Linked DNA regions of Mus musculus: region 2 is linked to region 1. The links are chromatin loops, found by intact Hi-C in ENCODE. Cell type or tissue: heart. All regions are shown on one strand. Links, peaks and the distances in the headings refer to the core of each region. The heading gives the core; the rest is flanking DNA.

Evidence for each region. A loop is a pair of places that touch in the nucleus more often than their neighbours do. Peaks named below come from ENCODE experiments on the same cell type or tissue, not always from the same donor. Only the 100,000 strongest peaks of a DNase experiment are listed, where the experiment ranks them.
Region 2: a loop joins it to region 1, with 2.5 times the contacts of the local background. A loop is called at or near these places in 1 of 42 quality-filtered maps.

The regions. Positions count from the first base shown.
Region 1 is chr2:179,864,105-179,870,459 of GRCm38, forward strand. All of the region lies in intron 7 of Cdh4 (cadherin 4), which reads left to right. Among named protein-coding and RNA genes, the nearest start is that of Gm36066, 64 kb to the left of the region's middle. In heart, for the core only: no CTCF peak of the experiment used is centred there; a DNase peak (open chromatin) is centred at 3,687.
Region 2 is chr2:179,764,712-179,771,066 of GRCm38, forward strand. The region is part of intron 2 of Cdh4 (cadherin 4); the gene reads left to right. Among named protein-coding and RNA genes, the nearest start is that of Gm36066, 36 kb to the right of the region's middle. In heart, for the core only: no CTCF peak of the experiment used is centred there; no DNase peak of the experiment used is centred there; H3K4me3 peaks cover 503 bases; H3K27ac peaks cover 1,766 bases; H3K27me3 peaks cover 914 bases.

The DNA.
Region 1 (6,355 bases), core at 2,268-4,767:
GCCATATGAAGAGAGAGCTTCTTTCTGCATGATTAAATGTCAGGAGAGACTTGGACGAGGCACGAGGGGCTCGAGTGCCTCTCTGGCCCCGGCCCCACCTGCTAATCCCCGCTCTTCTTACCACCTTTCCTAATTAGAATATTTATGGCCTAATAAGAAGATGAGTACCACTCCTGGTGGCTCAGAAGGTGAGAACTGAGCTCGGAGGCAGCAGGGGGGTTGATTGCTGAGTTTCGTGATTAGCAGCTAGCTATACACTGCTCACACCCCCATTCTGACCCCCGTGAGGCTGACATCACTGTCCAACCAGCTCAGGTTCCATCACATGGTGACCATCAGCTGGTCGCCTTCCTCGGTCTCAAATTTCTCCCCAACATGGTGAGCCAGATTAATTATCCCGGAGATGGAAGGGATGCTGAGGAAGGCCAAACCAGCCCCTTCCTGTATTTAAACTCCTGCAACACTCATGTCAGGTGGAAAGAGCTGTTTCCTCCTGAGAGAGAGAGAGGGAGAGAGAGAGAGAGAGAGAGAGAGAGAGAGAGAGAGAGAGAGCAAGTGAAGGGAGTCAACACAAAACAACCCCACACAGAGCTGTAGGCCTGGCCTCTGCTCTTCCAAATGTCTCCTGACTCAAGTGTAGAGTGGGTGAAGTCACAGGCCCCTTACCTCCCAGCCCTCACGGAGTGTAGCTCTCAGGGTTCCAGCAGCCCCATGCTATCAGACCTTTGCAAAAACAAGCCTTTTCTGTGGTAACGACTATTGATCTTTTTTCTTATCACAAAAGCTACCTCTCTTTGGTAGAAAAGAAGTCAGTCCAAAAAAAGGAACTATCTGGCCTTTATCCCACAGCATGGTGGGAAAGGCATGTTCTGAAGCAGGCTGTGACCTTCCCCAAGCCTCATGTACCTGTCCCCTGTGTTCCTGCAAATCATCCCTGAAGCCACTGAGGCACTCTTTTGGCTCCCCACACATACCAGGGTCTGTCCTCTGTCTTCACGGACTCTCCTTCTGTGTTCTCTGTCCCCATCTGTGTCAGCAGAAGTCAGAGGAGCCATTTTAGCTGACACCATGAAACTCCTAAGACACAGACAGGACAGCGAACTTGAGGGTCCAGAGACAAGAAGGCCTCAGGTCTGGTCAGCTCTGTGCCACAGAGTCACCACACAGCTCTTTGTCCATTCACTCTGCCCTCTGCTGGCATCACATACGAAAGTCAGTACACTAAGGGAAGATAGCTGTCTCTGCTTGTGGCCTCTTGTGAGTGTGAGCATCCCTCAGGGACATCCTGTAAACGTCTTTTCTTCAGCCCGACTGGTGATGGTCACCACCTGAGCCCAGGCCAGTTGCTGGTTGGAGTGTGGACCATCAAGGCAGGCTGGAGTCATCAAGGCATTGCCGCAGCCAGGCCTGGTCCCTCCCTATGGACAGAACTCCTAGCATTTCCTCATGCTGAGGCTCTCACATAGGCCAAGTACCATAAGCTCTGATGCCTACAGCTGTAGGAGAGTCACAGCCCAAGCTAACACAGACAAAGCCATGTTCAGCCAGAAGACAGGGGGCCCCAGAGTCAGAGAAAACAACCAGCCCTGTAAGGACATCTGTAAGGACAGATGATGCTCTAGAAATCAGGTCCCTAAGTGACAGAGAAGACTGGCCCATAGGACAAGCCAATGGCTTCAAGGACCATCAGTCAGGCTACACCCACCAAGAGGACCCAAAGAAGAACCCTGGAACCCATGGGCCGTTAGCTTCCCAGAGCTAAAGGAGCTTCAGCCACACCCAGACTACATAGAGATGGGTGTCACCTGAGCTCTCAGCACCCTCAAAGTGGAGGGGAGGGGAGGGTAGTGTCTTAGTTAGGGTTTTACTTCTGCGTACAGGTACCATGACTAAGGCAACTCTCATAAGGACAGCATTTAATTGGGGCTGGCCTACAGGTTCAGAGATTCAGTCCATTATCATCAAGGTGGGAACATGGCAGCATCCAGGCAGGCATAGTGCAGGAGGAGCTGAGAGGTCTACTGATCTTCATCTGAAGGTTGCTAGGAGAAGACTGACTTCCAATCAGCTAGGATGAGGGTCTTAAAGCCCATGCCCATAGTGCCATGCCTACTCCAATAAGGCCACTCTTCCTAATAGTGCCACTCCCTGGGCCCCACTAACCACAGTGAGGATCACAGCTCAACCTGCTCAGGGCTGCTTCAACCTCCATCCTGCCTTAGAGCCTCCACTGCCAATGAGACAGTTGTTGTCTAACTGCCCTCAGAAACAACCCACCAGGTTGGCACAGATGGGGACAGATAGATATGATATCCCCAAATAGAAGAGCCAACCCAGGGTGCAGGGTAGCAGAAACTTTCTGGGCCAGGAGTGAAGGAGAGACCCCAATAGCTTGAGACCCAGAGTCCCTGGAGTCATTGCCCAACCACAGCCCTGGTCCACTTAGTATCCATATTGTACTGAATGGTAGCCCTGAAAATGCACCCTCATGTAGCATCTGGAGGCCAGAAGCATCATTACCTCTTTTGGAAAAATGTCCTTGAGAAAAGACATTCAGTCCTGGAAAGGTCATCTGGACTTGGGTGTACCCAGACCTACAAACTGGGGTCCAGTAAGATTCAGGTGGAGGAAGATCTGAGACAGACACAAGGAAGACCGTCGCCAGACAGTGTCAGAAGGAGGAGAAGAGGCCTGGGCCTGAAGAAGAGAGAGGGCATGGAAGGGAGGATGAGGGGACTAGATCATGTGATGGAGTCAGCACAGGAAGGGACAGGAAGGAACAGGATGACATTTTGTTATATCTGAGTCCCACACTCGAAACACCGCTGCTTAATCTACTAGGAAAGCCACCAAGTGAGCCGTGATATGATCCTATCTTGCTCTGGATTTTAGTCTTTTCTTACTTAAGGCCCCAGTAGGCTACTCAGGCATAAGCAATACTTCAGCTGTGTACCAAAAAGGCAGGTGCAGATACCCCAAGACCATCCCACAGACCACCGAGTCCCTACCGCCAGGTGAAAGTCCCATCTCTCAGGTTCTTCCTCTGGCATCTGGCCTGCCAGGTCGTGAGCTTCTCTGTGCCTTTTGTTCTTCTCAGAAGACACTACCTGAGGTGGCCTTGCAGGAAGCAGGGCTGAGTTCTCCCTCAAGAGGATCTGGCTTGGGGACAACAAGGGCACATATGGAAAGTCACGCTCTGAGCAGTTACTCCCATGGCCACACTGTGTGTGTGTGTGTGTGTGTGTGTGTGTGTGTGTGTGTGTGTGTGTGTGCGCGCGCGCGTGCGAGTGCATGTTGGCTCTGTCATGGCTGTGTCAGGCCATCAGTAAGCACAAGAGAGAGGCAGGATAGATTGCCATGATAAAGGTGTCTGTCGCTAATGTGGGACCTGATAGGAAGCTCTGCAGAGCATTGTAGAAAAACAGATGACCCTCTCTCTGGCCATCCCAGGCAAACAGAGAGGCTGCTTGCTTTTTAGACTTTTTCCAGTACTAGGAACTGACTCCCCATTCCCAGGGCCTCTGCTGGTTAGGCCAGGGCTCCAGCACCAAGCTGCATCCCAACCCAAGAGTTTTTCATCACTGGCTCCATAAGAAAACATCTCAGCAAGGGCAGGGCAGTGTGTGGTGACACAGGCACTCCCAGGAGCAGGCTGCCTGAGGGACACCACCCCAGCAAACCCAGAGACATCCAGGCACTTCCAAAAATATCCACAAACATTGAGACGTGTCCAGAAACCCCAGGGACATCCAGACATGTCCAAAAATGTACAGACACATTCAGAAGCGTGTGACATGTAGTAGGCAAGGACATCTGTATGGGGATTTCCAAGCGGCCTCTTCCACAGCATTTCCAGAGCTTTCCAGACAACACCTCCCTACAACCTTTGCTTGGCAGCAACTCAGGAGAAACAAGGCCAGAGAAAGCAGGACACTGCCCTTCCTTTTCCAAAGATGGAAACAAAACCCCAGACCCTGTCTCAGCTACCTTCCCAGCTCCACTCGGGACAAAAGCATCAGGACCAGGACAAAACCAAACCAACCCCGGGGACCCAGCAACCTGGCACTGGTCCCTTACACTGTTCCTCCCAGCCAGCACTGAGGTCCAGCCACAGCCTGCTCAGAGAGCCTGAAAGGGCCCTGAAACATGGCCCAAGCACTCAGGAAACTAGCAGGATCTGAGCCTGCTGTGTCCAGGGTGATTCTGGCCAGGCTGAAAAGGAGCCCTGGAGAGCCAAGGGCAGGTGTCAGCCAGGAGCGCAGGGGTGGAGGGGGCAGAGGAAGCTGGAATGGAATGCTAGCAGCACCTACTCCTGTTAGGAGCTCTGCAGGACGGACCCTCAGGGCTGTGCCCTGCTTCCCCTCCTAGAGCTCTCCCACACTCCATTCACTGCACTTCTTATTCGGGAGAGCCCCATACTTTCTGCTCTTGCCTATTTTCCTCTCCTCTGACTTCTTCCTTCAAGGGCTACCAGAAGTGGCCTTCAAAGGCATGGGGTCAAAGAGTCCACCATGGAGGCCAAGCGAAGAGATAGGAATGCCCATGGTGTGACCGTCATTAACCTTTAAGTATGAAGGGATGGTGACAAATCAGACAGGTTGGTCTCAGTCCCCAGATCAGGGTCTTCCTGGGCTCTGACAAGCAGCAGGACAGAGCGTAGCTTAGCTCAGGATCACCCAGTCACAGCCCACAAGCCAAGTCCAACCCTGTAGATGGGTACAGGGAGGTGTGTGTGGCTATGTGCCTGCGTGGTAAGTTGTGCCGACACATACAGGGTTACTCCATCGGTCCGGACACTGAGACCTTTCCTTGATTCCCTGTGGCATTCATCAGACGTAGGATGCAGAGTAGCCAGAGCATCCCCAGACAGTCCACATCACCTGTTGCAGCAGAGCCTTCTCCTTCCATGTAAAGACTTCACAGCACCACTTGTTCAGATCTGAGGTCTCAGACAGGCAGCCAGAGACAACAACCACAGCCACAGATGGAAACTGTATCTGTTGGTTATCTCTAAACTTTGTCAGTGTTTAACCAGGAGGCTTTGTACACAAATCCTCTAGATCCTTCCACAGCACAGGCTCTCACCTCCCTGCATGCTTCTCTGGAGGGACTGGGAGGCCAGGAACTGCCTGAGCCCAAGTGTCTACAACCTCTGTGTGCATGTGCGCACACGTGTGTGCACACACACACACCACACACTCTTGCAGGTGCGTGCACACACATGTGCACATTACCTCCCCCAAGGCCTTAGTACAAACCATTCCCTCTGCCGGCCATAGACCTCTCCAAGCATATTAAGAGGAGATGGTAAATTCAGTTAGCACTCCATGCCTACCACATGCTCTATCCATGTGCACAGAACGTGCCATTATCTGAAGTGACTGTTTTCCCTTATTTATTGCCTGCTTCCTTCCTCGGAGCCCTGCATCTCAAACAATGTCCCCCTTGGGACACTACTACACTGCTGGTATCTGTGATTGGCTCCTAGCACCCATGGGCAGAGTCTATGGATACTGCCCAGTGCCCACATAGAGCATTGGATATTCAGCAACAGAGCGTGATCTGCCCACAGATGTCAATGATCCTCATTTGGAATGAGCTGTCCTAGAGTCAACCTTGGAAAGATAGGAACCCCAAGGGTGGGTAATCCACACCCTCCAGGAGGACAAGAGGAAAGTGAAAGGGGGCAGTATGCAGCCTGTGGTTTGAGTCAGCATCCCCGGGGAAGCATGTGAGAGCCAGAGGGGTTGCCAGAAAGGGCTGAGAAGGAGCCTGGATTCCTCAGCCCTCCCTGCTTCAAGCAGGGACATTTCTGACACTCCAGGCTCCTTCCGTTGTGATGGGTGGTTCTTCATGAAGAAGAGCGGTAGACAGGCAGCATGGCTGAGAGCAGAGCAGAGCAGCTGACTCCACCCTGTGCCAAGCCTGAGGCTTGCTAGGCTGCTGGCTCCCCACAGGCAGCAGCAGTAGAGAGGAGGGGCTGTGTGCACCCCACTGAGAGGAGCTGCATTCTCTTCTGCTTGATGCAGCAGAAAGAGCTGCTGGCTGGAAAGAAATAGGAGGGAAGCCCACTCATGTGTCATAAAGGCAGCACCAGGAGCAGGTGGCAGGTCTAGGCAGTAGGAGCCCCTGAGTGGTTCTGTAGCTCACTACCACCACCACCACCACCACCACCCCCACCACCCCCAGACAGTGGCATCACCACCCTAGCCACCCCAGGCCCGCAGCAAGCAATGCTAAAGTTTGAGCAAGAAATACATCCTTTGGCTCAGCAACTAGAAGCTTCAGGCAGGACGGAGTTTAAAGATTTATTTTTATTGTTTTTTTTTTAATTATGTGGTTTTGTGTGTGTGTG
Region 2 (6,355 bases), core at 1,688-4,187, 100 kb before region 1:
CCCACAGAATAGTGCTCCTCACACAGGACCACCTGATCACAGAATGGTGCTCACCATACAGGACCACCTGCCCATAGAATGATACTCCCCACACAGGACCACCTGCCCACAGAATGGTGCTCCCCACACAGAACCACCTGCCCACAGAATGGTGCTCCCCACACAGGACCACCTGCCCACAGAATGGTGCTCCCCACACAGGACCAGAGGGCCATCTACCCACAGAATAGTGCTCCCCACACAGGACCAGAGGGCCATCTACCCACAGAATAGTGCTCCCCACATAGGACCACCTGATCACAGAATGGTGCTCCCCACATAGGACCACCTGATCACAGAATGGTGCTCCCCACAATAAGCCTCCCTACTTCAACAACAAAGATAATCCCATGCTCATAGGCCAGTCTGTCCTGAACAATCCCTCAGAAGAGACTCCCTTCTCATACAACACTAGACCGTAATCACAGTCTGTTCTCACCAGGCCCCAGTTCCCATAACTTGGAGGCTTTTTATATATGGATAAATGCTTAGGCCATAAGCTTGGGCTTGTTCCCTGACAAGCTTGTAACTGATAGAACCAGTTTATTCTATTCTGTATTTGCCATGAGGTTACCTCTCCTCCATTTCATATATTGGTCTCTTCCAAGTCCAGGCTGAACTCTTCCCACTTCTGACTCTTTCCCGGAATATATTCTCTCTCTCTCTCTCTCTCTCTCTCTCTCTCTCTCTCTCTCTCTCTCTCTGTGTGTGTGTGTGTGTGTGTGTGTGTACTCACATGCACACATGTAGTGGCAAGTGTGGACAGTATGACATTTATAAAGGAGACTGAGAGAAGGCAGCATCAGTCAGTGAGGAAGCAGGCAAAGACCCATGGGTCAAGAAAGTAGACAGGAAGCTAATTTTCCTTTTTCTATTTTCTCTCCATCATAATTTCTTTCTCTTTCTTTTTTTCTGTGGTGAATAAGTGAATCCAACTTTCTGAATGTTGAAGTAGCGGAACCGTGAAACAAACCACGCATAAATTATGCAGTTTGACACCGACAGTGTGAAACCCTGGGCAAAGCCCTGCGGGTTCAGAGAGACAGTTTGGGAGCGCGAGGTGTTTGAGAGACTTTCTTGAACTGTGTATACGCTGCTTTTATTTGTGAGCTAATTAGAATAAAGTGTTATTGTAGGGTTTATCTTTATTATTTTTAATTATGTGCGCGTGGATATATGCATTTGAGTGTGAGTACCCCTGAAGCCTGCAAGCATTGGATGCCTCTGGAGCTGGAGTTACAGGCAGTTTACAGCCGCCTGGTGTGGGTACTGGGAACAGAGCTCGGGCCCTCTGGAAGAGCAGTATATGCTCTTAACTACAGAGCCATCTCTCCAGGCCCGTAAAAATGTTGTTTTTATAATAATAATAAATGGGGTTTTTTTCGACACCCCCCCCAAAACCAAAGACTTCTCCACCGTGTTTAAGTTGCTCCTCTAAATAATGGCCATCCCAAATCACAAAACCCGTTAGAGCTGTGAATTCTAAGTGCGGGCAGCTGTGTTTGGGCTCCCCTCCTCACACAGCCTCTCCCAGAAGTCAGGGAAAGCCAGTGAGCCTGGGTGGATGTGCACCCTGACAAGGGCCTGCCTCTCTAGCTTGCTTCCTGAAGAAGAGACGATTTCTGGGAGTTTCTGTTCTGCCGGGGCTGTTGAGAAGGAGAAGCAGGCAGGAAATCACCCCACTTTCCTAAAATTCAGGATAAGTGCAGGTGCTACTCTGAGCTCCCTTGGCAGGGTTCAGACCAAGGCGCCTTGCAGCCTCTGAATGAGGAGTCCCCCAGGGTCTTCTGCGTCTCTCATGTTTCTTCTCAGCAGCTTAAGCAGAGGGATGAAAGGAGGGACGACGCCCCAGCTGCCCCACCTGCAGACGCCCCAGCTGCCCCACCCGCATCATTCAGGGTCTACAGACAGGAGCTTATTTGTGTGTTTGGAGGGCATTTAGCATCCAGGGGTTCTTTATGGTGAAACAGTTGTTCCCGGTGCCAGCACATGGACTCTAATGGGTTCAGCTCCCAGGAACAGGCAGAGGTTGGTCAGTGATGCGGCCCAGGAGCTGAGCTGAGCTGAGCCACGGTCCTGCAATCACGTCTTCTGTACATGGCGGCTTGCTTCCCTCTCGCGAGTGATTGTAAGATTGCAGGAAGCTCACCTTCCTCCTTGACCCATTCCAATCTCCGAGCTTCCAAATTACAGGCACTGTGCTGAGTGTTCCCCTGAGTTCAACTGTCACAAACACTTTGGTGAGTGAGTGACATTAGTGTGCAGCTTCTCTAGCCACAGTGAATCAGTAAATCAGACTCTGCCACGTACAGGATCATGCCTGGTAGCTTTTGAGTGTTGTGCTAGGTCAGACATGATCAGAGACATTTAACAAGTTCTTCAAGACCACACAGCTTGGTCCTCTAGCTCCAAGCACTGGGCCCTTACAAAGGAGGACTCTGAGGTGGAGCCTAACAAGAGAAAGGCTGGCATAGACTGACTGTTCTTTCCCAACAAGTCTTTTTCAGTAGCCTGGGAGATCTAAGCCAAAGGTCACCTTCCTCTGAAAGAGCGCGTTCCTTTTGAGAGAAGCCTGGAATCTCCTTCGCTCTCTAGTGTGCACTTGGCAGGGGCTTCAGAGTGACTAGGAGCGGATGGATAATTCATCTGGATGGGTGGGGATGACGGACTGTGGGTTGGGCCAGATGGCAGAGAGTCTGCGCAGCCCCCTCCGGAAGAAATCACTGGAGGAAAAAAAAAATCTCTCCTGGTCCACTGACCTTTCTGCAAGTTTTAATTTGCACCCAGGAGCTAAACATCAACTAAGTCTTAGGTGTTCGCCTGCGCGCGTCTCCAGTGCTGTCTGTTGGGATCTTGTGTTGAAATTATCCGGGATTATCACCTTGCCGAAGCTCTTCATTTGCATAACAGACACACGCAATGGCTCCCTGCAGGCACTGGCTGTCAGCTAGCTAACTGCTGTTTTTCTCTGGACTGGGAGGGGGTGGTCACTGAGGACACTTGGGGACCCAGTCAAAGGCCACATGAGACGTTTGCATGTTCCTGTCTCTTCCGAGCTGACTTCATTAGCCTCATTTTGCCCAGCCCAAAATTCAGCCCCCATCATGGAGATGAAAGGAAACAGCTTTCCCCGAGGCATATTCCTGCAAACCAGTCCTGACCTGTGGAGGTGTGGAAATTCCATGACCTTCTTTAGAGAAATGAGGCAGAAGTAGCCTTTGGACTGGACCTTCCTGGCTGGTGAAAACAAAAGAAGAATTGTAGGGGAATGTGCGGTCCGCCCCAGCCTTCCTCTTATTCGAGGAAGGGATATGGAGACCACAGCCTCCATCACAGGGCACAACAACCTTACCTAGAGATGGATGGCAATGGAGTTTCCTGACTGAGAGGGAGCATTGGACCAGGGAGATGCCTAGTCATAGTCTCTGTGGACATGGGGCTTGACTTGGAGGCCACTCCATACATTTGTGAAAAAGACAACCTAGGCAGAAGCCATGCCCTAGATAGCATGGGTAACCCTGGCCCTTCCGGCTTCACATGCCATGTCCCCAGCACAGCCAGTCAGGCTGGCTTCACCTTCCTGAATCCTAAAGTCAGGTGTGACCATCAAGTTTGCTTCTCCCACTGAGCTGAGAGAAGCGAAATGCTCTGCTCCTCAGCGCCCTCCACCCCATGCAGTCGGGACGATATCATGACACACAGAACCTGTGGCTTGATCACAATACTCTTTGGAAGCAAGAGGGGTCTTGACTCCTGATTCTTTGAGGTTGACCCATGTGGAGACCAAGGATAATGGAGAAGGTCATTAATTGGAGGCTGTGGTCTTCTGTCTGTGGAGGTCAGCTTCATTTTCATAAGGGAGATTTCTTACCACATCTATGGGACACTATATACCCATGCCTCAAATGCCCGGTCCTATGGGAATGCTATAGTCCCATGCTGGAAGGAGGTTCAGAAGTAACCCTGTGTCTTCTGAAGAACTCCCCTGTGGTGTTCCTGGTGGCCTCTGGCTTCTGTGGAACTGGCCCCTCTGTCTGGGGTGGGCTTAACTGCTGAGGTCATAACCTGCCCTTCCTTGGATTCCTCTCCAAGCACAGCTCCATCAAGAGCATTCTCTGGGCCCCAGGACCAGTCAGACACTCCTGGGGCTCTCCCAGAGGCTGGGTGCTGTGGAGTCCCTAGCAAATGCACCACCCAGCAGCCCAGGCTTCCTAGGCATTGTTGCCTCCTGAGAGGGTCTGCTCTTGTCTCAGGGTAGGGTCCACCGTGGCCCATTAGGAACAAAGCAACCTAAACACCATCTATGCCAAAAGGTTCAGGCCTTGGTTTTCAGGCACCCACCAGTCTGCTTATCTCAAGGGATCTCCATGTACTTTAAAATTCTGCACTGTGGGTGTGCCAGAGTCAAGAGGTCTCCCATGGAAAACCTGGCAGAAGCTGCCAGGGCAGACCAAGAGAGTTAGAGATGGGAAAAACCATGTTTGCATTTCCTGGGCTGCTTCTTATTGACTCTAGGAAAATGGCTGGCAGCCAGTGTGGGCGTCTTGACAGTAGCGTCCAGATGGTAAAGTTCAGGCTTATATTTGGCTTCAGCCCTGAAGCTGACAAAGAGCCAGACTAACAGCTGCTGGCTGCCTCAGCCCTGGGGGACTCAGACCACGCCCCAACCCCTGGCATCTCACTACTGAGCTTCCAGATAGGCCTAGGATCTCTGCTTCTTCCTAGCGCACTTTTAGAAGCCATGCTTCCCACCTCATGTCTGTATGTACGTATGACACACAGAGCTTGCCCCCACCCAGACTTACAGATATGACACACAGAACGTGACCCCACCCAGGGTTACAGGTTTGTCTCCTCTCTTCTAGTGATGACTAGTTGCTAGGACAATGGCTCCAGGGCTTCAACCCTCCTTTCTTCCCAAACTTCCCTGTAAGAGTTTTAGCAGGACCCAGCCTCCTGAAGCCTTAAGGCTAGAGACAGACAGGAAGAAAATGCAGAACAGGAGACAGCTCCACAGCGCCCTAAATGGAGAAAAGCAAGAGTGGGCAAAGCAGAGTGCCTGGACCCCATCACCCACCCTCCACCTACAAAAAGGGAGTGGGGGAGGGGCTCCAGACAAGAAAGAGTCATCTCCCTACCTGGGTCCTAATCACAAATGATTTCATTAGCCCCATCCTGATGTGCAAGACACTAATGAGAGAGAGGTTGGCAGCTCTAAAAATAGCTCACTCCTCTTGTTTCTTGTTTTAAAGACACAGCCCCGGTGGGGCCGCTGGGCCCTGGTTGTCAACTCCAGCATGGTTCTTATCACCACAAGTGTGTGACCAGAGCTCGCAGAGAAGACGGCAGCTGTGGTGGATGAGAGACTGTGGGCAACCTCAATGTGGTCCACGCCCTCCGCCCCTCAGCACCACACACACTGAGGCTGCAAGTGCTGACAGTGTACCGGGTGAGGCTGAGCAGTAACACTGGTGTAGGCTGACCTGGGTGGGGTTTGTAAACCGAAGAGGTGTGCCAATGTGCTGTGCCTGCTGTGTTCCTCATGAGAGGTGACTTATGGCTCTTGAGGGAGCCCCCTGCCTAGCTGATGCATCCCGGGGCAGAAGCCATGTTTCACAGTTGTGGTACATCTGTCTGTAAACCAGGGCATGGCTGGAAAGATGGTTGAGTTGTGAAGCACTTCTGAGGACCTAAATTCAATCCCAAAAACCACATATAAAACAAAATAATCTGGGTGTGGTGACGTGTATGTGTAATCCCGATGCCAGAGAGGTAGAGACAGCCTAAACTGGTTGGTGAGTTCTAAGCCAGTGAGAAACTTTACCCCAAAAAGGGAACCTGAGGAACAACACACAAGGTATTGTTGGGTATTGGTATCTGGCCTCCACGTGCATGCACACACAAGGGCACATATGCACAAACACACATGAGTGTCTACATATGCACAAACACACATGTATACAGGAGCACTGTTGCAGGGGCAGCGGCTCATGTGGAGGTCATGAACCAGAGAGACATGCGCATGCCGTGCCTGGGGGCCTGGGGTGCTCCCTCCTGAGAGACGTCTCAGGGGATGGTAGCACCCCCCACGTCTGCAGTGGGACTGAGGGAGGTGCCTGTGTACTGTGATTCACTCCAGTCTGGCACATAGTTCCAAACGATCATACTAGAGCTACTAATGTCATTGTCATGATCACCTCTGTCAGTCATCATGATCTCCCCATCAGCTACCAACATCTCTGTCAATCAGCTGCAGCACCCCCATCTGTCAGTCATCACCAGCTGTCTGTCATCATTATCATCATCCTTGTCAGTC